Linked DNA regions of Homo sapiens: region 1 is linked to region 2. A link is a loop called in an ENCODE intact Hi-C map of the cell type or tissue named here. Cell type or tissue: heart left ventricle. All regions are shown on one strand. Each heading gives the region's core, and the rest is flanking DNA. Links, peaks and the distances in the headings are about the cores only. Region 1 has its middle 24 kb from the start of BHLHA9. Region 2 overlaps TRARG1 (trafficking regulator of GLUT4 (SLC2A4) 1 (gene/pseudogene)).

Region 1 (10,665 bases), core at 964-5,963, 51 kb before region 2:
TCACCATGTTTGTCAGGCTGGTCTCGAACCCCTGACCTCGTGATCTGCCCACCTTGGCCTCCCAAAGTGCTGGGATTACAGGCGTGAGCTACTGTGCCTGGTTTTTGTTGTTGTTCTTTGAGATGGAGTCTCGCTCTGTCGCCCAGGCTGGAGTGCAATGGCTCAGTCTTGGCTCACTGAAACCTCCGCCTCCTGGGTTCAAGTGATTCTCTTGCCTCAGCCTCCTGAGTAGCTGGGATTACAGGCATGTGCCACCACACCTGGCTAATTTTTTGTATTTTTAGTAGAGACAGAGTTTCACCATTTTGGCCAGGCTGGTCTTGAACTCCTGACCTCGTGATCCACCTGCCTCAGCCTCCCAAAGTGCTGGGATTACAGGCGTGAGCCGCTGCGCCTGGCCCTCCTACCTTTTTTTCTGTTTTATTTATGTCTTTCACAGCATTGCTGTTTTTGAGGATTCCAGGCCAGTCGTCATGGAGAGTGTCCTGCGTAATCTGGACCCATCTGATGTTTCCCAGTAATTTGATCCAGGTTGAGCGTTTTGCCAGGTGCTGGTGTGTGCTTCACGTGGCATTGTATCATGACGTTTTCTAATTACTGCAGAATGGGGTCTGTTTCCTCATCACGCTGCCAGGGCTCTGCCAATTCCACGCCTCTCTTTCTAGAAACAAGCAAGCAAAGGTCTCATGTGCAACTTCTGTTTTCCACATTTTCTAAATTACAAAAGCAATAAGGGCTTGTGAAAGAAAACTGGAAGAATCCAGAATTATATAAGATAAAAAATGAACATCTCGGCCGGGGTGACAGAGCGAGACTCCATCTCAAAAAAAAAAAAAAAAAATGAACATCTCTCTCGATTCTGGCACCTCTCCCTGGGGGAACTAGGTCCACTTTGGTAGTTCTCCAACTGGAACTTAAAGAGAGAGACAGAGAGAGAGAGAGAGAGACTGACAGAGAGACTTGCTTTGGCTAATTTTTTATTTTTTGTAGAGACAAGGTCTTGCTATGTTGCCCAGGCTGGTGTCGAACCCCTTGCTTCAAGTGATCCTCCTGCTTCAGCATCCCAAAGTGCTGGGATTATAAGTGTGAGCCACCATGCCCAGCCCCCAATTTATTTATTTTGAGACAGTTTCAATCTGTCGCCCAGGCTGGAGTACAGTGGCTCACTCACTGCTCACTGCAGCCTCAACCTCCTGGGTTCAAGGGACCCTCCCACCTCAGCCTCCCTAGTAGCTGGGACTTCAGATGTGCAACACCGAGCCTGGCTAATTTTTTTTGCTAGTTTTTGTTTTTTGGTTTTTTTTTGGTAGTTTGGTTTTCTGGTTTGTTTCACCATGTTGCCCAGGCTGGTCTCTAACTCCTGGGCTCAAATGATCCACCCTACTTGGCCTCCCAAAGTGCTGGGATTACAGGTATGAGCCATTGCACCTGGCTTATTTTCTTCTTTTTTTTTTTTTTTTTTTTTTGAGACAGTCTCGCCCTGTCGCCCAGGCTGGAGTGCAGTGGCGCCATCTCGGCTCACTGCAAGCACCGCCTCCCGCGTTCACGCCATTCTCCTGCCTCAGCCTCCCGAGTAGCTGGGACTACAGGCACCTGCCACCGCGCCCGGCTAATTTTTTGTATTTTGTTTAGTAGAGACGGGGTTTCACCGAGTTAGCCAGGATGGTCTCCATCTCCTGACCTTGTGATCCACCCGCCTCGGCCTCCCAAAGTGCTGGGATTACAGATGTGAGCCACCGCGCCCGGCCTCTTCTTTTTTTTTTTTGAGACGGAGTCTTGCTCTGTTGCCCAGGCCGAAGTGCAGTGGCGCAGTCTTGGCCAACATGGTGAAACCCCATCTCTACTAAAACTATAAAAATTAGCAGGGCCCAGTGGCAGGAACCTGTAATCCCAGCTACTCAGGAGGCTGAGACAAGAGAATCGCTTGAACCCTGGAGGCAGAGGTTGCACCACCGTGCCCGGCTAATTTTTTGAATTTTTAGTACAGACAGGGTTTCACCTTGTTAGCCAGGATGGTCTCGTTCTATTTTAAACCAATCACTGCTGCCAGGGGCACTGCCGTAAGCCAACTAGCATCTATCCCTGGAGCTGAGGGCGCAGGTTAATTGCACCTAAACCACATGGCTGAGAACCTGGGAAGCGTTAATTTCCCCATGAGAAATCAGAGCCTTGTTGGCAAGAAAAAAGGAGCAGGCAAACAAAAATGTCTGTTCTGGGTTGACGTAAGGACCCTCACAGAACTCTCTGCGGGCGTGGTGGCTCATGCCTATAATCCCAGCGCTATGGCAGGCCGAGGCAGGAGGATTGCTTGAGCCCAGGAGTTCCAGACCAGCACCTGTAGTGCCAGCTCCTCAGAAGGCTAAGGCAGGAGGATCATTTGAGCCCAGGAGTTTGAGGCTTTTTTTTTTTTTTTAGACGGAGTTTCGCTCTTGTTGCCCAGGCTGGAGTGCAACGGTGCGATCTCAGCTCACTGCAACCTCCGCCTCCCAGGTTCAAGCAATTCTCCTGCCTCAGTCTCCTAAGTAGCTGGGCATGTGCCACCATGCCCAGCTAAATACTAACTGCCCTTGAGGCATGGTGTCAATGTACCCCCCCACCAACAATGTCTGAGAGTGCTTGTTTTCTTATGCCCTGGCCCATGCAGTGTGATATCAAATTTTGGAATTTTACTAGTATAACACATGAAAATGATATATCAATATAGTTTTAATTTGCATTTATCTTATTATGACTGGCTTAAGAATGTTTTCATAATAAGAGCCATTTCTCTTTTTTCTGTGGAAATCTTTTTTTTTTTTTTTTTTCTCCCAAGATGCAGTCTCGCTCTGTCGCCCAGGCTGGAGTGCAATGGCACCATCTCGGCTCACTGCAACCTCTGTCTCCCAGGTTCAAGCGATTCTACTGCCTCAGTCTCCCGAGTAGCTGTGATTACAGACGCCCACCACCACACCTGGCTAATTTTTGTATTTTTAGTAGAGACCGGGTTTTGCCATGTTGGCCAGGCTGGTCTCAAACTCCTGACCTCAAGTGATCCACCCGCCTCGGCCTCCCAAAGTGCTGGGATGAAAGGGTAAGCCACCGCACCCGGCCCATCTATTTAAGTCTTTTGCCCATTTTCCTCTTGGGCTGTTAATCTTTTTCTTATCCATTTGTAGGAATTCTTTAAATACCAGAGAACTTAGCTCTTTGCCTGTGATATGAGTTGAAAATATTTTTCCAAACTTGTCGTTTATCATTTGACTTTGCTTATTGCATTAGTCCATTTTGTGCTGCTGTAACAATACCTGAGACTGGGACATGTATAACTAACAGAAATGCACAGTTCTGGAAAGCAAAAAGCAGCGACGGGCCTAGTGCCAGGTGAGGGCCTGATCTCTGCTTCCAAGACAGAGCCTTGTAAGTTCATCATCCAGGGAGAGGGAGCGTGTTACTCACACGGCAGAGGGCGGAGAGGCAAGCAGCAACAGGGCCCCAGACGTACCCTTTTATACAATGATGGCATTAATCCACTACAGATGAGGGCAAAGCCCTTTTATAAGATATAGCGTTAAGCCTACACACAAGGGTGAAGCCCTCCTGGCCTAATCACCTCTTAAAAGTCCTACCTCCGAACACTGTTGAACACTGTTACAGGCCGGGTGCGGTGGCTCACACCTGTAATCCCAGCACTTTGGGAGGCCGAGGTGGGCGGATCACCTGACGCCAGGAGTTCAAGACTAGCCTGACCAATACAGTGAAACCCCATCTCTACTAAAAATACAAAAATTAGCCAGACGTGGTGGCGCACGCCTGTCATCCCAGCTACTCAGGAGGCTGAGGCAGGAGAATCACTTGAACCCAGGAGGTGGAGGTTGCAGTGAGCTGAGATCGTGCTATCGGACTTCAGCCTGGGCAACAGAGTGAGACTCCTCAAAAAAAAAAAAAAAACTGTTACAATGGCAATTAAATTTCAACATGAGTTGTGGAGGGAATAAACAATCAAACCATGGAACTTTACAATTTCCCTGCAGACTTTTTTATTTAGCCAAATTTACTGATTTCTTTTTGGTGGATTTTTGATATTGTGATATGGTAAGAAAGGCCTTACTCTGCACTCATAAAATCATGTTTTTATATTTTCTTTTTGTTTTTTTGCATTTTAATCTTTGATCCAATTGGAATTTCTGCTCATATGCAGTAAGTATGGCTCTAACTTTGTTTTTTGATACAGCTGTTTCAATACTACATATTAAGAAAGTAAACTAGGCAGGGTGTGGTGGCTCACACCTGTAAGCCCAGCATTCTGGGAGGCCAAGACAGGAGGACTTCCTGAGCCCAAGAATTCAAGACCAGCCTGGGCAACCCAGCGACATCTCAGTTTCTAATAAAATGAAAAATGATCTGGGCATGGTGCTGCACGCCTGTAGTCCCAGCTACTCAGGAGGTTGAAGTGGGAGGATCGCTTGGGCCTAGGATGTCGAAGCTGCAGTGAGCTGTGATCATGCCACTGCACTCCAGCCTGGGTGACAGCGTAAAACCCTATCTCAAAAAAAAAAAAAAAAAAAAAAGCCAGGCACAGTGGCTCACATTTGTAATCCCAGCCCTTTGGGAGGCCGAGGCGGGTGGATCACCTGAGGTCAGGAGCTCGAGACCAGCCTGGACAACATGGTGAAACTCCGTCTCTATTAAAAATACAAAAATCAGCCAAGCATGGTGGCTCACGCCTGTAATCCCAGCTACTTGGGAGGCTGAGGCAGGAGAATCTCTTGAACTCTGGAGGCGGAGGCTGTGGTGAGCCGAGATCATTTCTCCACTGCCCTCTAGCCTGGGCGATGGAGTGAGACTGTCTCAAAAAAAAAGGACATCTTAGACCTTCATCAAATATTTCTGGAGAAAGTGATTCCGAGTGCTTTGCTCATCAGTCTTCATTTCTTTTTTTTTTTTTTTTTTACCTTTTTTTCCCCCTAAGATTTTTTATTTTATTTTATTTTATTTTTTGTATTTTTTTTTTCAATTTCTTTTTTTTTTTTTTAATTGATCATTCTTGGGTGTTTCTCGCAGAGGGGGATTTGGCAGGGTCATAGGACACTAGTGGAGGGAAGGTCAGCAGATAAACATGTGAACAAAGGTCTCTGGTTTTCCTAGGCAGAGGACCCTGAGGCCTTCCGCAGTGTTTGTGTCCCTGGGTACTTGAGATTAGGGAGTGGTGATGACTCTTAACGAGCATGCTGCCTTCAAGCATCTGTTTAACAAAGCACATCTTGCACCGCCCTTAATCCATTTAACCCTGAGTGGACACAGCACATGTTTCAGAGAGCACAGGGTTGGGGGTAAGGTCACAGATCAACAGGATCCCAAGGCAGAAGAAGTTTTCTTAGTACAGAACAAAATGAAAAGTCTCCCGTGTCTACCTCTTTCTACACAGACACGGCAACCATCCGATTTCTCAATCTTTTCCCCACCTTTCCCGCCTTTCTATTCCACAAAACTGCCACTGTCATCATGGCCCGTTCTCAATGAGCCGCTGGGCACACCTCCCAGACGGGGTGGTGGCCGGGCAGAGGGGCTCCTCACTTCCCAGTAGGGGCGGCCGGGCAGAGGCGCCCCTCACTTCCCGGATGGGGGGGCTGGCCGGGCGGGGGGGCTGACCCCCCACCTCCCTCCCGGATGGGGCGGCTGGCCGGGCAGAGGGGCTCCTCACTTCCCAGTAGGGGCGGCCAGGCAGAGGCGCCCCTCACCTCCCGGATGGGGTGGCTGCCGGGCGGAGACGCTCCTCACATCCCAGACGGGGTGGCGGGGCAGAGGCGCCCCCACATCTCAGACAATGGGTGGCCGGGCAGAGACGCTCCTCACTTCCTAGATGGGATGGCGGCCGGGCAGAGACGTTCCTCACTTTCCAGACTGGGCAGCCAGGCAGAGGGGCTCCTCACATCCCAGATGATGGGCGGCCAGGCAGAGATGCTCCTCACATCCCAGACGGGGTGGCGGCCGGGCAGAGGCTGCAATCTCGGCACTTTGGGAGGCCAAGGCAGGCGGCTGGGAGGTGGAGGTTGTAGCGGGCCGAGATCACGCTACTGCACTCCAGCCTGGGCACCATTGAGCACTGAGTGAACGAGACTCCGTCCGCAATCCCGGCACCTCGGGAAGCCGAGGCTGGCGGATCATTCGCGGCTAGGAGCTGGAGACCAGCCCCGCCAACACAGCGAAACCCCGTCTCCACCAAAAAAATACGAAAACCAGTCAGGCGTGGCGGCGCGCGCCTGCAATCGCAGGCACTCGGCAGGCTGAGGCAGGAGAATCAGGCAGGGAGGTTGCAGTGAGCCCAGACGGCAGCAGTACAGTCCAGCTTCGGTTCGGCATCAGAGGGAGACCGTGGAAAGAGAGGGAGAGGGAGACCGTGGGGAGAGGGAGAGGGAGAAAGAGGGAGAGGGAGAGGGAGAGGGCTATTTTTTGTATTTTTAGTAGAGACGGGGTTTCACCATGTTAGCCAGGATGGTCTCGATCTCCCGACCTCGTGATCCATCCGCCTCCACCTCCCAAAGTGCTGGGATTACAGGCGTGAGCCACCGCGCCCAGCCCATCAATCTTCATTTCTAACATCTCCAGTAACTGATCCTTATCCTGTTAACTCTTTGAGGCTTTGGATAGTGTTTTTGTTATTCTGTCCAGTATTTAAATTTCTCTTCAAGGAAAGAATTGTCCTAAATTATCTAATCCGCTAGTACCAGAAGAGGAATTTCTGGGTTATTGTGGTAAAGTTTCATGTGATGAACCATCCTTGAATTCTCTCAGAATAAACACCACATGGTCATAACATGTTAATTTTATTATTTTTTTGTGTGTGTGAGACGGAGTTTCACTCTTGTTGCCCAGGCTGGAGTGCAATGGTGCAATCTCAGCTCACTACAGCCTCCACCTCCTGGGTTCAAGTGATTCTCCTGCTTCAGCCTCCCAAGTAGCTGGGATTACAGGCTTACGCTAATTTTTTGTATTTTTAGTAGAGATGGAGTTTCATCATGTTGGCCAGGCTGGTCCCTAACTCCTGACCTCAGATGATCCACCCGCCTCGGCCTCCCAAAGTGCTGGGATTACAGGTGTGAGCCACCACGCCCAGCCATGATATGTTAACTTAAATATGCAGGCCAGGGGTGGCGGCACACTCCCCTAGTCCCAGCTACTTGGGAGGCTGAGGTGAGAGGATCGCTTGAGCCTAGGAGGCAAAGGTTGCAGTGAGCCAAGATCACCTTGCTGTCCTCCAACCTGGGTGACAGAGTGAGACCTCATCTAAAAAAAAAAAAAATTAGGCTAGCCGGGCATGGTGGCTCACACCTGTAATCCCGGCTTTGGGAGGCCAAGGCGGGCAGATCACAAGATCAGGAGTTCAAGACCAGCCTGGCCAATATGGTAAAACCCCGTCTCTACTAATAATACAAAAATTAGCCAAGTGTGGTGGCACAGACTTGTAGTCTCAACTACTCAGGAGGCTGAGGCAGGAGAATCACTTGAACCTAGGAGGCAGAGGTTGCGGTGAGCCAAGATCTCGCCACTGCACTCCAGCCTGGGCGACACAGCGAGAGCGAGACTCCATCTCAAAAAAAAATTAGACCGGGCATGGTGACTCACACCTGTAATCCCAGCACTTTGAGAGGCTGAGGTGGGCAGATCACCTGAAGTCAGGAGTTCAAGACCAGCCTGGCCAACATGGTGAAACCCCATCTCTACTAAAAATACAAACATTAACAGGGTATGGTGGCGGGCGCCTGTAATCCCAGCTACATGGGAGGCTGAGGCAGAAGAATCACTTGAACCCAGGAGGTGGAGGTTGCAGTGAGCCGAGATCGTGCCACGGCACTCCAGCCTGGACAACAGAGCGAGACTCAGTCTCAAAAAAATAATAAAATAAAATAATAAATAAATAAATATGCTATATTCCGTTTACTAATATTGAATGTGTACTTTTTGCATTAATGTTAATGCCTGAGATATTTCTACATTTATATTTTTAGGGGAATCTTTCCTGGGTTTGGTACCAGTCTTGTGCTCATCCTTTTAAAAGATTTTGGAAGTTTTTCTTCTTTTCCTATAGTTTGGAACAATTTAAATAGCCCTGGTATTATCTTCTCTTGAAAGGTTTGGTAGAATTCCCATCTTTTTTTGTGTGTGTGTTTGAGACTGTATTTTGCATTGTCGCCCACACTGGAGTACAGTGGCGTGATCTCCGCTCGCTGCAAGCTCCGCCTCCTGGATTTAAGCGATTCTCCTGCCTCAGCCTCCCAAGTGGCTGGGACTACAGGTGCCCGCCACCACGCCTGGCTAATTTTTGTATTTTTAGTAGAGACGGGGTTTTACCGTATTAGCCAGGATGGTCTCGATCTCCTGACTTCGTGATCTACCTGCCTCGGCCTCCCAAAGTGCTGGGATTACAGGCGTGAGCCCCCGCGCCCGGCCCCTAGTGCAGTGGTTTTAATTGTGTTCATGGGGACCCTTGCTGGGGACTGTGGAGGGAAGATCATGGGGACCCTTGCTGGGGACTGTGGAGGGAAGATCATGGGGACCCTTGCTGGGGGCTGTGGAGGGAAGATCATGGGGACCCTTGCTGGGGGCTGTGGAGGGAAGATCATGGGGACCCTTGCTGGGGGCTGTGGAGGGAAGATCATGGGGACCCTTGCTGGGGGCTGTGGAGGGAAGATCATGGGGACCCTTGCTGGGGGCTGTGGAGGGAAGATCATGGGGACCCTTGCTGGGGGCTGTGGAGGGAAGATCATGGGGACCCTTGCTGGGTGCTGTGGAGGGAAGATCATGGGGACCCTTGCTGGGGGCTGTGGAGGGGAAGAAAAGTCACGTGAACGACAGACGGAATTCCATTCCCTCCAGTGCACACAGCTGCCGCTGCAGCAATTATGTGCTTAAAAAATAACAAAACATGTAGTTGGAGTAGATTTTCAATAACATGAAATTACAAAAATTAAATTTTTGGTTTTTGTTGTTACTGGAGTAAAAAGCTTTAATGCCTTTTCTTGTATTTATTTCTTGCTCTAGCCTTTTTCAGAGACCAAAATTTGCGTGTGGAATCACTTCCCAAACATGTATTCTGCCATCAGAGATCCAGAGCAATGAATCTAAGTTGCTTCAGGCTATCATGATAACCCTTTCTCTCATCCCCAAAGCTCATCGATAAAATTTGACATTTGCTCATCAGAAAACAATTCCCGATTCTGCGCTTCTTATCTGTGCTGTTCTCCCCCACAGGCAGAGGGTTGTACATCTTTGATTACTCCTAGAGTGGAGTAAATGGGATTGTTAAGCATAAGGATGAAGGCAAGATGGGGAGGCGGAGCATCAGATCCACACTCAGGTTTTGCAAAATCAAAACAAACAAACAATTCCCCAATAACAACAGAAGCCTCTAACTCTTTTTTTTTTTTTTTTTTTAAGACAGGGTCTCGCTCTGTCTCCCAGGCTGGGTGCAGTGGCGCCATCTCGGCTCACTGCAAGCTCCGCCTTCCAGGTTCACCCCATTCTCCTGCCTCCGCCTCCCGAGTAGCTGGGACTACAGGCGTCCGCCACCACGCCGGGCTAATTTTTTGTATATTTAGTAGACACAGAGTTTCACTGTGTTAGCCAGGATGGTCTCGATCTCCTGACCTCGTGATCCAGCTGTCTCGGCCTCCCAAAGTGCTGGGATTACAGGTGTGAGTCACCACGCCTGGCCAGAAGCCCCTAACTCTTTTAGAACAACGTGCTATTTATTAATAGGCTATTTTCTCATCTCCCCTTCTGGGAAAGCTCACTCAGAAAAACCCTTAACACACAACCAGAAAGCCTCTGGTTACAAGTGACCTTTGCAAAGTGTCCTGTTTTCAAAGGAAGGGGCTTCAAAATAAGAGAAGATGGAAGACATCTGAATTGGAACTCACCCCCGCACCCCAACCCTGGGGAAGAGGGTGGGGATCAAGATCACTGCCGGCCAGGCACCATGGCTCACGCCTGTAATCCCAGCACTTTGGGAGGCCGAGACAGGTGGATCACGAGGTCAAGAGTTCGAGACCAGCCTGGCCAACATGTTGAAACCCCATCTCTACTAGAAATACAAAAATTAGCCGGGAGTGGGTGCACGCTGTAGTCCCAGCTACTCGGGAGGCTGAGGCACGAGAATCACTTGAACCCGGGAGGCGGAGGTTGCAGTGAGCTGAGATCTCGCTGTTGCACTCCAGCCTGGGCGACAGAGCAAGACTCAAAAAAAAAAAAGAGAGAGAGAGAATATTAGCCTCTCCTTGTTCCTCCAAAAGGCAGAAACTAAACCCCCAGAGGCAAATCTACCAAGGCTGACCCACTCCCCACCACACTGCCCTGCTCCAACCCCACCGCCCCTCAACCATCCTCCCTACCTTCCAGGGGAATTAGGAACGGAGCAGAACTCCATGGCAGCCAGTCTTGGTTACCCACTGATTTAATCTCTGATTCCCGCCGTGAGGAGAAAGAATATGAATTACTATAAACCCATCTGTTCCCTTTCTTTCTAAAAAGACAAGGACCCGGGGCTGGGTAATAATACTGTTGGCATTACGGGAGGTCTCTAGCTCACTGGTGTCTCCCTCCCCCCTTCCCCCAACAGCGCATAATTTGAAGATTTTCTTTAAAAAAAAAAATGACTTTAACGCCCCCAACTAATGTTTTCCTAACAGT
Region 2 (11,711 bases), core at 1-5,000:
GCAGGTTGGGTTTGATGATGTCATGGGCTGGGTTTGATGATGTCATGAGTTGAGTTTGATGTTGTGGGTTGAGTTTGATGATGTCACAGGTTGAATTTGATGATGTCACGCTGTCCCAGACGGAGCTTGGAATGGAAGTGCAGGGCTGGGTGCAGGCTGGTCAGAATTTTGAGCAGTGAAGAGAACAGGACCCCAAGAGGGCACCTGCAGAGAGAGAACACAGAGAGGGAGGGGCACAGCTCTGACACTCAGTTTCTTCCTCAGGGAGGTGGGGCTGCATTGCCAACCTCCTAGGGTGATTCTGAGGCTAAAGGAGGTAATCTAGGTACAGTCCTTAGCAAGCTGCCTGGCATGAAGTAAAATCATCATCATCGTCTTCTTCTTTGTCATCATCTTCATCACACTTAACTGCATTTCCATGTTGAACTCAGGAGCCTCAAATAATCAGAAAATAAAGTAACCAAGGACTTCTCTGAGGCCCTGAAATCAGCCACACCATCAGAGGACTCCTGCGTGTGCCTGTTCTAGGGAGGGAGGGACACAGGACCCTTAGAGATGCTTGGGCTCCACCTCCTACCAAGTCATCCCGGGACCCTCCTAGGACCCTCTCTGTCCCCACCCTCATCCGTTTTAGCCGTTGAACTAGGTTCAGGAAGAACAGAGCTCACCGAGGAGTGATACATAAAACAAGGCCCCCGTGAAGCCACATGACTCCACCCAGTCCTGGTCTCCCCAGGCAACCACGAGGCCATTCATTCTTTTGTGTGATCCGGGAAGTGGGCTTGATTGAACGAGGATGTGGTTCTTGGGTGGGAAATGGAGGCTGTGAAGACAGTGTCTTTTTTTTTTTTTTTTTTTGAGGCAGTCTCACTGTGTCACCAGGCTGGAGTGCAATGGCGCAATCTTGGCTCACTGCAACCTCCACCTCTGGGGTTCAAGCAATTCTCCTGCATCAGCCTCCTGAGTAGCTGGGACTACAGGTGCACACCACCATGCCCAGCTAATTTTTGTATTTTATTAGAGACGGGGTTTCACCGTATTGGCCAAACTGGTCTCAAACTCTTTTTTTTTTTTTTGAGACGGAGTCTTGCTGTCTCCCAGGCTAGGGTGCAGTGGCACAATCTTGGCTCACTGCAACCTCCACCTCCTGGGTTCAAGCGATTCTCCTGCGTCAGCCTCCTGAGTAGCTGGGATTATAGGGGTGCACCACCACGCCCAGCTAATTTTTGTATTTTTAGTAGAGATGGGGTTTCACCATGTTGGTCAGGCTGGTCGCAAACTCCTGGCCTCATGATCTGCCCGCCTCAGCCTCTCCAAGTGCTGGGATTACAGGCATGAGCCGCTGCGCCCGGCTGACAATGTCTCTTTTTATGGAGGCAGGGGTGGGGGGTGCTTACAGAGGAGAGGAGGCCAGCGTGTCAGGCTGTAGGAAGAGCCCAGGGGCTGTCTTGGGATCCCAAAGCCGCTGCAGAATTGAGGCTTGCGCTGGGGTCCGGGGGCACCTGGCCTGTCTGTTCTTGCCAGTTGGCCTGGACCTGGTCCACCTTCTCAGGCCCTCGGTCTCTAGCCTGCCACCGCCACCTCCTCCACCGCCCTGAGAAGAAGTGCCAGGCTTTGCTGGGTTCTGCTCCCAGCTGTCCCCAGCTGGTGAGGGACAGGCGTGGTTAGGGGTCTGCACAAGAGGCCCTGGCCACTTCTCCGGGGACAGCCCTCTTCCTCTCCCCTAGAGTGTGGGCTGCCATGGGGACGGGATGTGTCTGGAGGCCCAGGCTCAGGGCCACCCCAGGGCTGCCTGCTGAGGCCCATGAAGCTGACCCACAGCCTTCCCGGTTCCCGGGGTCTCTCTGTGCTCTCTCCGCAGTCTCGAAGCAGCATGCAACAGGGCAACGTGGACGGCGCCCGGAGGCTGGGCCGCCTGGCTCGGCTGCTCAGCATTACCCTCATCATCATGGGCATCGTCATTATCATGGTGGCCGTGACCGTCAACTTCACAGGTGAGACCCAGCTCCTTGGAGAGGAGGAAGCCAGCTTGCCTGGTGTGAGGACTGCTCAAGGGTGTACCCAGCCTCAGGGGCAGAGGTGGTGGGTTGGGGGAAGGAGAAGGGCTGGTGGGGGCCCCGGCCTTATCCTCCCAGTCCATAAAGTGCCCCAGTTCCCAGGAGGGACCAGATGAGTGGGGATGGGCTGGCAGACTTGTCTTATGCCCAGAGAGTGAACTGATGGAAAGGGTGTGGAAAGTGCACAGCCTCGGAGTCAGAGGACAGGAGCTCCAGCTTCAGCTCTGATGGGCCTGGGACCAGGGTCGGTTCCTGACTAGCTGAGCCTCAGTGTTTCCTGGTATCAAGTGGCAGGAAAGAGCCTCCAGCAGAGGCTTTTGTGAGCATCACCCGAGATAAAGGACGTGACTGTGCTTTGTAAACACTAAAATCCCTGCAGTCAGCCGGGGAACCCCAGAAGCAAGCAGTGCATATGGTAGAATTCAAAAAGTAGGTGACCCTTCTGTGGGCACCCATAGGTGGCCCGGTGAAGTCATCCAACCAGGGGAAACATTTTTTATTATTTTGTATTAATTAACTTTATTTTTGAGATGGAGTTTCACTCTTGTTGCCCAGGCTGGAGTGCAGTGGTGCGATCTCGGCTCACTGCAACCTCCGCCTTCCGGGTTCAAGTGATTCTCCTGCCTCAGCCTCCTGAGTAGCTGGGATTACAGGCACCAGCCACCACGCCCGACTAATTTTTGTATTTTTAGTAGAGACGGTTTCATCATGTTGGCCAGGTTGGTCTCGAACTCCTGACCTCAGGTTATCCACCCACCTTGGCCGCCTAAAATGCTGGGATGACAGGTGTGAGCCGCCACGCCCAGCCCAGGGGAACCATTTTCTCTTTCTTTTTTTTTTTTTGAGATGGAGTCTCATTCTGTTGCCCAGGCTGGACTGCAGTGGCATGATCTCAGCTCACTGCAACCTCCACCTCCCAGGTTCAAGTGATTCTCCTGTCTCAGCCTCTCGAGTAGCTGGGCTTACAGGTGCCCACCACCGCACCCAGCTGATTTTGTATTTTTAGTAGAGATGGGGTTTCATCATATCAGTCAGGCTGGTCTCAAACTCCTGACTTCAGGTGATCCTCCCGCCTCAGCCTCCCAAAGTGCTGGGATTACAGGCGCCTGCCACCACGCCCGGCTAAGTTTGTATTTTTAGTAGAGATGGGGTTGCATCACGTTGGCCAGGCTGGTCTCGAACTCCCGACCTCAGGTGATCCACCAGCCTCGGCCTCCTAAAGTGCTGGGATGACAGGCATGAGCCACCGCGCCTGGCCCAGGGGAACCATTTTCAAAGGTGACTCTCTGCTGTTCAAGAAACCCATGCAGCTTGGTGAGGTGACTTTGGGGGGTCATCCGGGTCTGAACTGCCGATTTTCTTCCTTTCATACACGTACATCAGGAAGTCCCCAAGGATCTCTGCCCATTTCAATGAACCCTAAGCTTTTCCCCTAAAGACCTCGCTGCTCAAACTGTGCTCCCTGGACCTGTGACGGGATTATCGAGGAATGTGTCAGAAACGCAGAACTCCAGGCTCCATCCCTGAACCGGATTGGAATCTGGACTTTAATAAGACTCCCAGCCCAACCGTCAACGTTGGGAGGCACTGGTCTAGAGTGTGGGGTGCCCAACTTGAGCTTGGGACCGAAAGCCTGGGGTTCAGCTGTGGGGCCGCCAGCAACCTTGGCCACTTAGGAGAGGGAAGCGTTCGGGTTTGGAATCAGCGTGCCCAGCTTCAGAATCCAGGTCCCACACTTTCTCACTGTGTGAATTGGAGCGTGTGTGACAGTTTCCTCCATGAGTGAGTCTGATTGACATGCAGGTACATGCAAGGCAGGAGCCCACCAGCCCAGGACATTAGCCTCCGTCTCACCAAATGACGCCTTGGTCTCCATCCTGCTGCTGCTTGTTATTTTAGCCAGGACTTTTTTTTTTTTTTTTTTTTTTTTTTCCCCAGACAGAGTCTTGCTCTGTCGCCCAGGCTAGAGTGCAATGGCACAATCTCGGCTCACTGCAACCTCTGTCTCCCAGGTTCAAGCGAATCTCCTGCCTCAGCCTCCTGAGTAGCTGGGAATACAGGCACGTGCCACCACGCCCGGTTAATTTTTGTTATTTGTAGTAGCGATAGGGTTTCACCACGTTGGTCAGGCTGGCCTCGAACTCCTGACCTCAGGTGATCTGCCCGCCTCTGCCTCCCAAAGTGCTGGGATGACAGGCGTGAGCTGCCGCAGCCGACCAGAGTGGTGCACATTTTAATCAGTCCAGTAACTAAGCAGGGAAAGAAGTCTCAACAGTTAGATAGCAAAAGTCTCAGGACTGATTCAGATTGGCTCAGCTAGGGTTGCATGCCCACCTCTGACCCAGTGCCACCTGAGCCAGTCACTGAGGCCACAGTCCTCTTACTGGCAGGAGTTCAGTTACTCCAAGAGCTCCAAACCAAAGAGGTTCCCAAGCCTTAGCCTTCTCCCCTTATCCCTATTACCACTTCCCACTGGGAACCAGAAACCCAAATCCTCCAGTCAGGGACTTGAAGAGCCAGTGTTCTGAGCCCTGTTCTGCCATATCTGTTTTTTTTCTTTACAGTTCAGAAGAAATAAACTTAAGCAGGGAGCTGGGCTAGCAGAGGCCGGCCCTGGCCATCGGGAGAGCTCTGACCTGCACACCGCGGGAGGCCAGGGTGCTGACTGTCAAGCATCCCCTGTCCCCAAGTTCCAAAAGCACAGACTCAAAGGGAAACCCCCCAGTCACCCACTGTCAGCCCCCATCTGACAAGAAAGCCTGGAGCGAGGAAGGAAAGCACAGCGAACCCAATGGGTAACGTGGTTTACTCTCCCGGACGCGTCCTGGGATCTCAACCCCAGCAGTCTGGCTTGTTTCTCATTCCCACAATTTCCTGGGTTCCACCAAGCAGCGAAAACTGCCAGGATGAATGAGGAAAAAACCCAGCCCCACAAACGAGACACACGCTGGCGGGGAGAGACGCAGCAGAGCTCCTTCCTGTCTGTGGACTCGGAGCAAAGACGTGGGGCCCCATCTTTTGTGTTTTCCTCAAGCGGGGAAAGAATGGACTGTTTGCATGCTTCGTGCCACACGCCCGCGGTGATCCCAGCCAGGGCCCCGAGCGCAGAGGCGGAGCTGTGCTCAGCACAGGCCTGGGACCTCCCCCGGCAGGCACCTGTGGGGGGTGCAGCTCCCGGGAAGGAGGCAACTGCCTCACTTAACATCCTCCGCTGCAAGGTGGTGGCGCCGAGAGGCGTGTCTGTGAAGACAGGTACCAGGATGGCAGGACCCGCACGCCTCTTCCCACACCTGTCAGCTTCGGAAGCATCTCTCGAGGACTCTGGTCCCAGGATGTCTCCCAGGACAAGCCAGTCTGCCTCTTCCTCCTACTTCTGCTGTAGCCTGGGACCAGACCTGGCCAAGGTCAGCCAGCGGGGAGGGCCGAGGTCTGAGCTCTCGTCCTGCCGTGGCCCCCGCGATGGCCTGGGGTGCAAGCTTGGGGCTCCGTCTGGTGCTGCTTAGGTAGTTTCAGGCTTCCAGCCCAGCCCTATGCTCTGTGCTTGGCCCTGGGCCCCTGGCCATCCACAAACAGCAGAGGCCTTCCCTGGAGGAGGCTTTGGGACCACCCCTGGGGGGACTTCCCAAAGGGTCCCAGGCTGTCAGGGGCGTTTGCGCCACCTGCAAGGGCGTGGGTCAGAGAGTTTTTATGGGGGTCTGTTGTTTGACCGTCCTGAGACCGAGGGAAGGGCTCAGCTGAAGGACCCCGTCTGCAGGAGAGTCGGGGGACCAGGTTTGGGAATACACTTGCATGTACAGAGCCTGGGGCCTGGACGCCACGGCCTCTCATCTTAGGACCTAATGGGACCCCCGAAAGGAGCCAAGTGGGGCCCTCGGCCTCTTCCTTCGTTCCAGGCCCATGATTTTCCCTACACTTCTCCCTGGCCCAGGCTCCAGCCACAGGCACCTCTCCTGCCCCCGCCCACCCTCCTGACCGCAGCTCCCAGGCCCTGGAGACCTCCAGGCTTTCCTGCCCTGGGCAGCCCCACCTCACAGCCAGAGTCAATGCCTTCATGGGAAGGGCTCCCAGCCACACCCAGAGTGGCCCAAAGCTGTTGAAGTCAGCATCCTTTGTCCCATCAGGACCCTCCTGCCTCCTCTCCAGGCCCTTGTTCGCCTCCCCACCCTCCTCAGAGGCCCGGGGAAGGGAAGAGCAGGTCAGTACAGAGGTTCTGTCTACAGGGAGGGGCCCTGGGTCTATGCACAGCTGGAGCTCTGAGCCTTCCACAGCCCGTGTGACTGCTAGAGGGCAGGGGTGCAGGGCTCAGGGGGCCCGGGCTGGTCCTTTGGGGCTGGTGTTCCTACGTCAGTCCCCACCTGGGGAATAAACTCCAGCCTCTCCTGCTCATACAGAAGGGACTGGTTGGGTTTGCTTTATGGGATCTTTGAGACCAAAACAGATGCTCCTGTTTGCTGGGGGAGGGTGTGAGCACGGAGTATTTCTGTCCCTCGTGAAGTCACGTCACACAGGGGAGAGGCGAGGTCGATGGAACTGGCCACGCACAGGCTCTGGCTCTGGAAGGAGGGATGATGAGTGGGCGTTTTCCCGGCAGGCCCCCGGGGTCCTCAGCCTCAGCAACCCAGGGAGAGGACAGAAACGAACCGATGGTTGAGGGATTGTCACGGGAGGAACATGACACCCGAAGGGACTCTAGGTGCCCTCGGAGTGCCACACATGCCCAGACCTTCTCACACCCACACAAATAGGCTCTGCCGTGCACTCCTACACACACACACACACACACACACGCTTGTTCACACTCAGAACCCAGGACAGCCACAGCCACCGCTTAGGGGAAGCCACTGCAGATGCCCCTGGAATGGGCACAGCACAGCCAGGGCGCTCTTCCAGGCAGGCGAGGATAACTTGAGAGTTTCCTAGGGCACCAGGGACAGAGCTCAGAGGCCCCCGAGGTGTGTGTAGGAGGCGGAGGCCCGCAGAGCACAGAGCAGGAGAAGGGCTTGGGCCCTGGAGGAGAAAGCCATTCTGGACACCAGGGGACCTGGACGGAGGGTCCCCACAGCCCGTGCCCCACGCCGCCTGGAGGCCAGAGGGGTCAGTGGCCCTGCTGTCCCGGCTCCATCTTGGTTCTAGCCGCCACCTGCATGAACACAGTGGCCCGGCTTAACGCACTAACCCAGCCTCTCCCTGTGTCCCACAGGGAGTAGCAAGACCCACCCCACACTGCCTTCACCATCTACACCAGTGACGCCGCTGTGTGTCTTAGCATGGAAATAAATAAACCTGAATGTACGTGCTCGCCTCTGGCCTGTGTGTTTGTGCTGCTGGGGTCAAGGGGGTTCCAAACAATCCGGGGGTGAGCAGTCCACTCCGCCTGTGGCCCCAGGGTCAGGCTGAGGCTGCGCACTGGGAACCTGGCACATCGGGGCTCCGTGGCCAACTCAAGGCGTTCCTCTGGGCAAGTCACTTGTCCACTCCGGGACTCAGTTTGTCCAACTGTAAAATAAGTGGTAATGCCAGTCTCATCTCCCTTCAGTCCTTTCTGCATAGATCTCAGGCCTGGAGAGAAGAGGGCAGGCAAGAGTTCGAGACCAGCCTGCAACATGAGGAGACTCTGTCTCTAGAAAACATTTAAAAATCAGCCAGGCGTGGTGCTGCACGCCTGAGGTCCCAGCTACTCAGGAAGCTGAGGTGGGAAGATCACTTGAGTCAGAGAAGTTGGAGCTGCAGTGAGCTGAGCCATGTTCCTGCTCCTGGCTCCCAGACCTCCTGGGACAGTCCCTAGACCACCAGGTTCCCCACCCTGCTGGCCTCACTACTGGGACACTCACTGCCACCCCCAACAACCAACTCTCTGCCTTCCTAGAGCGTTTTCTTTAGGTCGGAGTCACATGGTCCAGGAAGCCTGCCCTAAGTGTCTGCGTCCCCAGGGTTCAGTACAGAGCCTGGCACGTAGCAGGTGCTGAGGACAAGTCTGTAGAAGGAGGGAGGGAGGGGCCCCAGCAACCAGGAGCCTCCCAGGTTGCAGGATCCCTGTGAGCGGAAGCTCCTTCCATCCAGACTGGAGGCCACGGCGCCGCTTCCTGTGTGCCAGGCGCGGGGCTCCCTGCTCCGCTGGAATTACCTCATTTAATCCTCACAACACTTCCACGAGGGATCCTCCCATTTTCCTGGGAAGAAATAAAACTCAGGCGATCCAGGGGCTTAGCCAAGGTCATACAGTCAGGAGCCAGTAGAGCAGGACAGTCCTTGAGAAGCGTGCCTCGGTGACAGGGGCCTCTCCAGACCATAAAAGCCTGCGGGCTCTGCCAAGGGAGCTGACTGTTTCCACACCCTGTAACTGCTCCCAGCACTTTGGGAGGCTGAGGCGGGCGGATCACCTGAGGCCACCAGTTTGAGACCAGCCTGACCAATATGTTGAAGCTGACAAGCTTCAAAACGAACATTGATTGAACTGAAAAATATGATGTACATGTGTCCTTACACACTTTTGTTTTGTTTTGTTTTTTGAGACAGAGTTTCGCTCTCGTTGTCCAGGCTGGAGTGCAGTGGCGTGATCTCGGCTCACTGCAACCTCTGCCTTCCCAGGTTCAAGCGATTCTCCTGCCTCAGCCTCCCAAGTAGCTGGGATTATAGGTGCCCGCCACCACACCGGCTAATTTTTGTCATTTTAGAGATGGGGTTTCACCATATTGGCCAGGCTGGTCTCAAACTCCTGACCTCAGGTGGTCCACCTGCCTCGGCCTCCCAAAGTGCTGGGATTACAGGCATGAGCCACGGCGCCCAGCCACCTGGAGGTGATTATTAAGGTGAAATGCCACCAGTGTAACGTCAGCAACAGCCACACTCAGGTGAGCCGGACCCTTCTACACACCCTCTGTCAGCGACAGCCAGGCCCCTTTACAGCAGGCATCGGGGGCCTGAAAGTCCACGCCCCTTCACAGCAGGCATCGGGGCCTGGCATCGGGGCCTGGAAGTTTCTTTGGGATCATTTGTCGGACACCAATTTCAGAAGTTTAAAAGCAGGTTGGGAGGAGGGCACGTGTTTTGCAATCAGTAAACGAGGAAAGGGGGGTCTCACCGTGCGGAGGCTTCGATGACAGACGTGCTTCTGGGACCCGGGGCTCTGGCGCCCTGTCGGTAAACAGGTCCATGATCTCTGCAGGCCCATGGGCTGTGGGAGGCCCGACAGAGAGCTGGACACACAGAAGGCCGCGTCCTGGGGCTCAGCAGGCAGCTCCTCCCATCCCACAATCTGGGAGGCTCTGGGCACCCCAGGCTGACCGCGACATTCTGATCTCCTCCAGCCCCAGGCCTACCTCGCCTCCTTCCCGTTCCTTGATGCAAAAGAGGAGACGGCCCCCTGTGTCCAGGAACCAGGAGCACCTGGCCCCGTCCCAGGCCTTTCAGGCATTGGCTGTGTGACCTCCGGCAGCCCACGGCCTCCCTCTGAACCTCAGTCTCCCTGTGTAAAGGAGGGACTCAGTCTGGAGCAGGCTTTTCAGGCCTGGCCACACTGGAATCACCTGAGATGTTTAAAAAATCCTACTACCGGCCAGGCACAGTGGCTCACACCTGCAATGCCAGCACTTTGGGAGGCCGAGGCGAGCGGATGGTCAGGGGTTCGAGATTAGCCTGGCCAACATGGCAAAACCCCGTCTTCTACTAAAAATACAAAAATTAGCCGGGCATGGTGGAGGGTACCTGTAATCCCAGCTACTTGGGAGGCTGAGGCAGGAGAATCACTTGAATTCAGGAGGTGGAGGTTGCAGTGAGCTGAGATCGCACCATTATACTCCAGCCTGAGCGACACAGTGAGACTCTGTCTCAAAAAAAAAAAATATTCTACTACCTGGGTGCCACTGCTAGTGAATCTGGCTTAATTGGTCTGGGTGCAGCTTGCACACCAGAGTTTTAAAAGCCTTCCAGGTGATCCCAATGGACACTCAAGCCTGGGCCCCACCGGTCTGGACTCTAGAGGCTTTTGCTACTCAAAGTGTGGTCCCCGGACCATCAGCATGGGCATCACCTGGAGCTGTCAGAAAGCTCAGGCCATACCCTAGCCTTATCAATCAGAATCAGCCCTTTAACAGGATCCTCAGGTGCTTTGTATGCAATTTAAAGTTGGACCAGGCCAGAAGAGTCGCTAGCCCTGTAATCCCAGCACTTTGGGAGGCTGAGGCGGGCAGATCACGAGGTCAGGAGTTCGAAACCAGCCTGGCCAATATGGTGAAACCCCATCTCTACTAAAAATACAAAAATTAGCCAGGCATGGTGGCAGGCGCCTGTAATCCCAGCTACTCAGGAGGCTGAGGCAGGAGAATCACTTGAACCCGGGAGGCAGAGGTTGCAGTGAGCTGAGATCGCACCATTGCACTCCAGCCTGGGTGACAGAGCAAGAGTCTGTCTCAAAAATGAAAGAAAGAAAGAAGGAAAGAAAGTTGGACCAGCTCTGATCAGATGCCTGAGGCAGCTTCCACTCTCAGCGTTCCTTGGGGCCGGCCGGCTTTCCTGCAGTCCCAGAAAGGCAGAGCCACGGAGCTGAGAGGCACTTACAGGCTTGAAACCTGCCAGTGGGGCCTTTATCTCACCTCTAAAAGAATAATCCTCCATCCCTCTGTCTCCCTCCCTCTCTTCCTTTCTTTCTTCATCCTAGAATTTATTGTAACAAACTGAGAACATCTAGGCAATACTGAGAAACCAAGAGAAGGATAAGAGAAACCCCAGATAAGTGTGGAAGGGGGTCTCACAGCAGAAGAGGCCGGCACCCACATCCAGCGTGGTCACAGTGAGGCTGTGGCCCAGGTGGAGAAGACCACCTTTGTGTGGGGGGGAGGAAGTTGGAAGGGCAGGGTGGGCGTGGCCCAAAAGTGCAATTCTGGGGGATGTTGGACCTTCTAGAACCTTCCCAGGGTTGAAGGAGAGCCAAGTGGGTGTCTCAGAGCTGCTTGGATGGAAACTTCTACTCACAACCAAAATCAACACCCTGGGTTCTCCCTGGTCTCCATCCCCAGACTCTAGGCCTGGAGGAAGCAGGAGGGGGCAGGGACCCTGGGAAGCTGTGAGGCCTCTTGCACCCCTGTCCTGGGGCAGGAATTCCTGCTCCCGGAGTTGGCCCAGGTTCATATGCTGCCTTTGTGCTGACTGCAAAGTGGGCCCTCCTATACAGACAAAAACATGAAAACTGCAAACGCCTCCCCTTCCTGGGATGTTTGCGGCTGGACGCCCAGCCTGGTGTGCTGAGGGTAGTTGGATTTCAGAGGTCCTGGGCACTGCCTGAGCAGGGCACAGTCTGCGAGGCCGTCCTGGGCAGACCTGCCCGCTACGCCTTGTTGGGGTCCTTTCCCGGAGGTGGCAGCACAGCCGGTCAGCTGGAAGCGGGGCAGCCAGGGCTTCTGCTCCTGCATTATTGATCTGCTGCCTGGTCGTGGGTATGAATAATTAATCAGAGCGAGGAAGCACAGAAGATTGCGAGCCGAGGTGCAGCCCAGCTCCTCCCCGCCTCGCCCCTCAGGGTTGGCTCCTCTTTGCTTACTGTGCTTCTGTGGGGGAGGCTGTACGGAATCTCAAGCTTCTCCTCCTGCCCACAAGGCAGGCCCAGGAAAGGCCCCACAGCTTTGGAATTGCAACGACCCATGTCATCAGGATGGAGCT

Evidence for each region. Hi-C counts contacts between places; a loop is a spot of excess contacts. Peaks named below come from ENCODE experiments on the same cell type or tissue, not always from the same donor. Only the 100,000 strongest peaks of a DNase experiment are listed, where the experiment ranks them.
Region 1: a loop joins it to region 2, with 6 times the contacts of the local background. A loop is called at or near these places in 2 of 110 quality-filtered maps.

Annotation. Positions count from the first base shown.
Region 1 is chr17:1,241,531-1,252,195 of GRCh38, forward strand. No RefSeq gene overlaps it. Among named protein-coding and RNA genes, the nearest start is that of BHLHA9, 24 kb to the right of the region's middle. In heart left ventricle, for the core only: no CTCF peak of the experiment used is centred there; no DNase peak of the experiment used is centred there.
Region 2 is chr17:1,293,630-1,305,340 of GRCh38, forward strand. TRARG1 (trafficking regulator of GLUT4 (SLC2A4) 1 (gene/pseudogene)) reads left to right here. Exons shown (of 3, transcript NM_172367.3): 2 at 1,862-1,994; 3 at 4,622-7,349. The coding sequence ends at 4,635. Among named protein-coding and RNA genes, the nearest start is that of TRARG1, 20 kb to the left of the region's middle. RefSeq lists an enhancer at 5,179-5,773. In heart left ventricle, for the core only: no CTCF peak of the experiment used is centred there; a DNase peak (open chromatin) is centred at 1,877; H3K27me3 peaks cover 303 bases.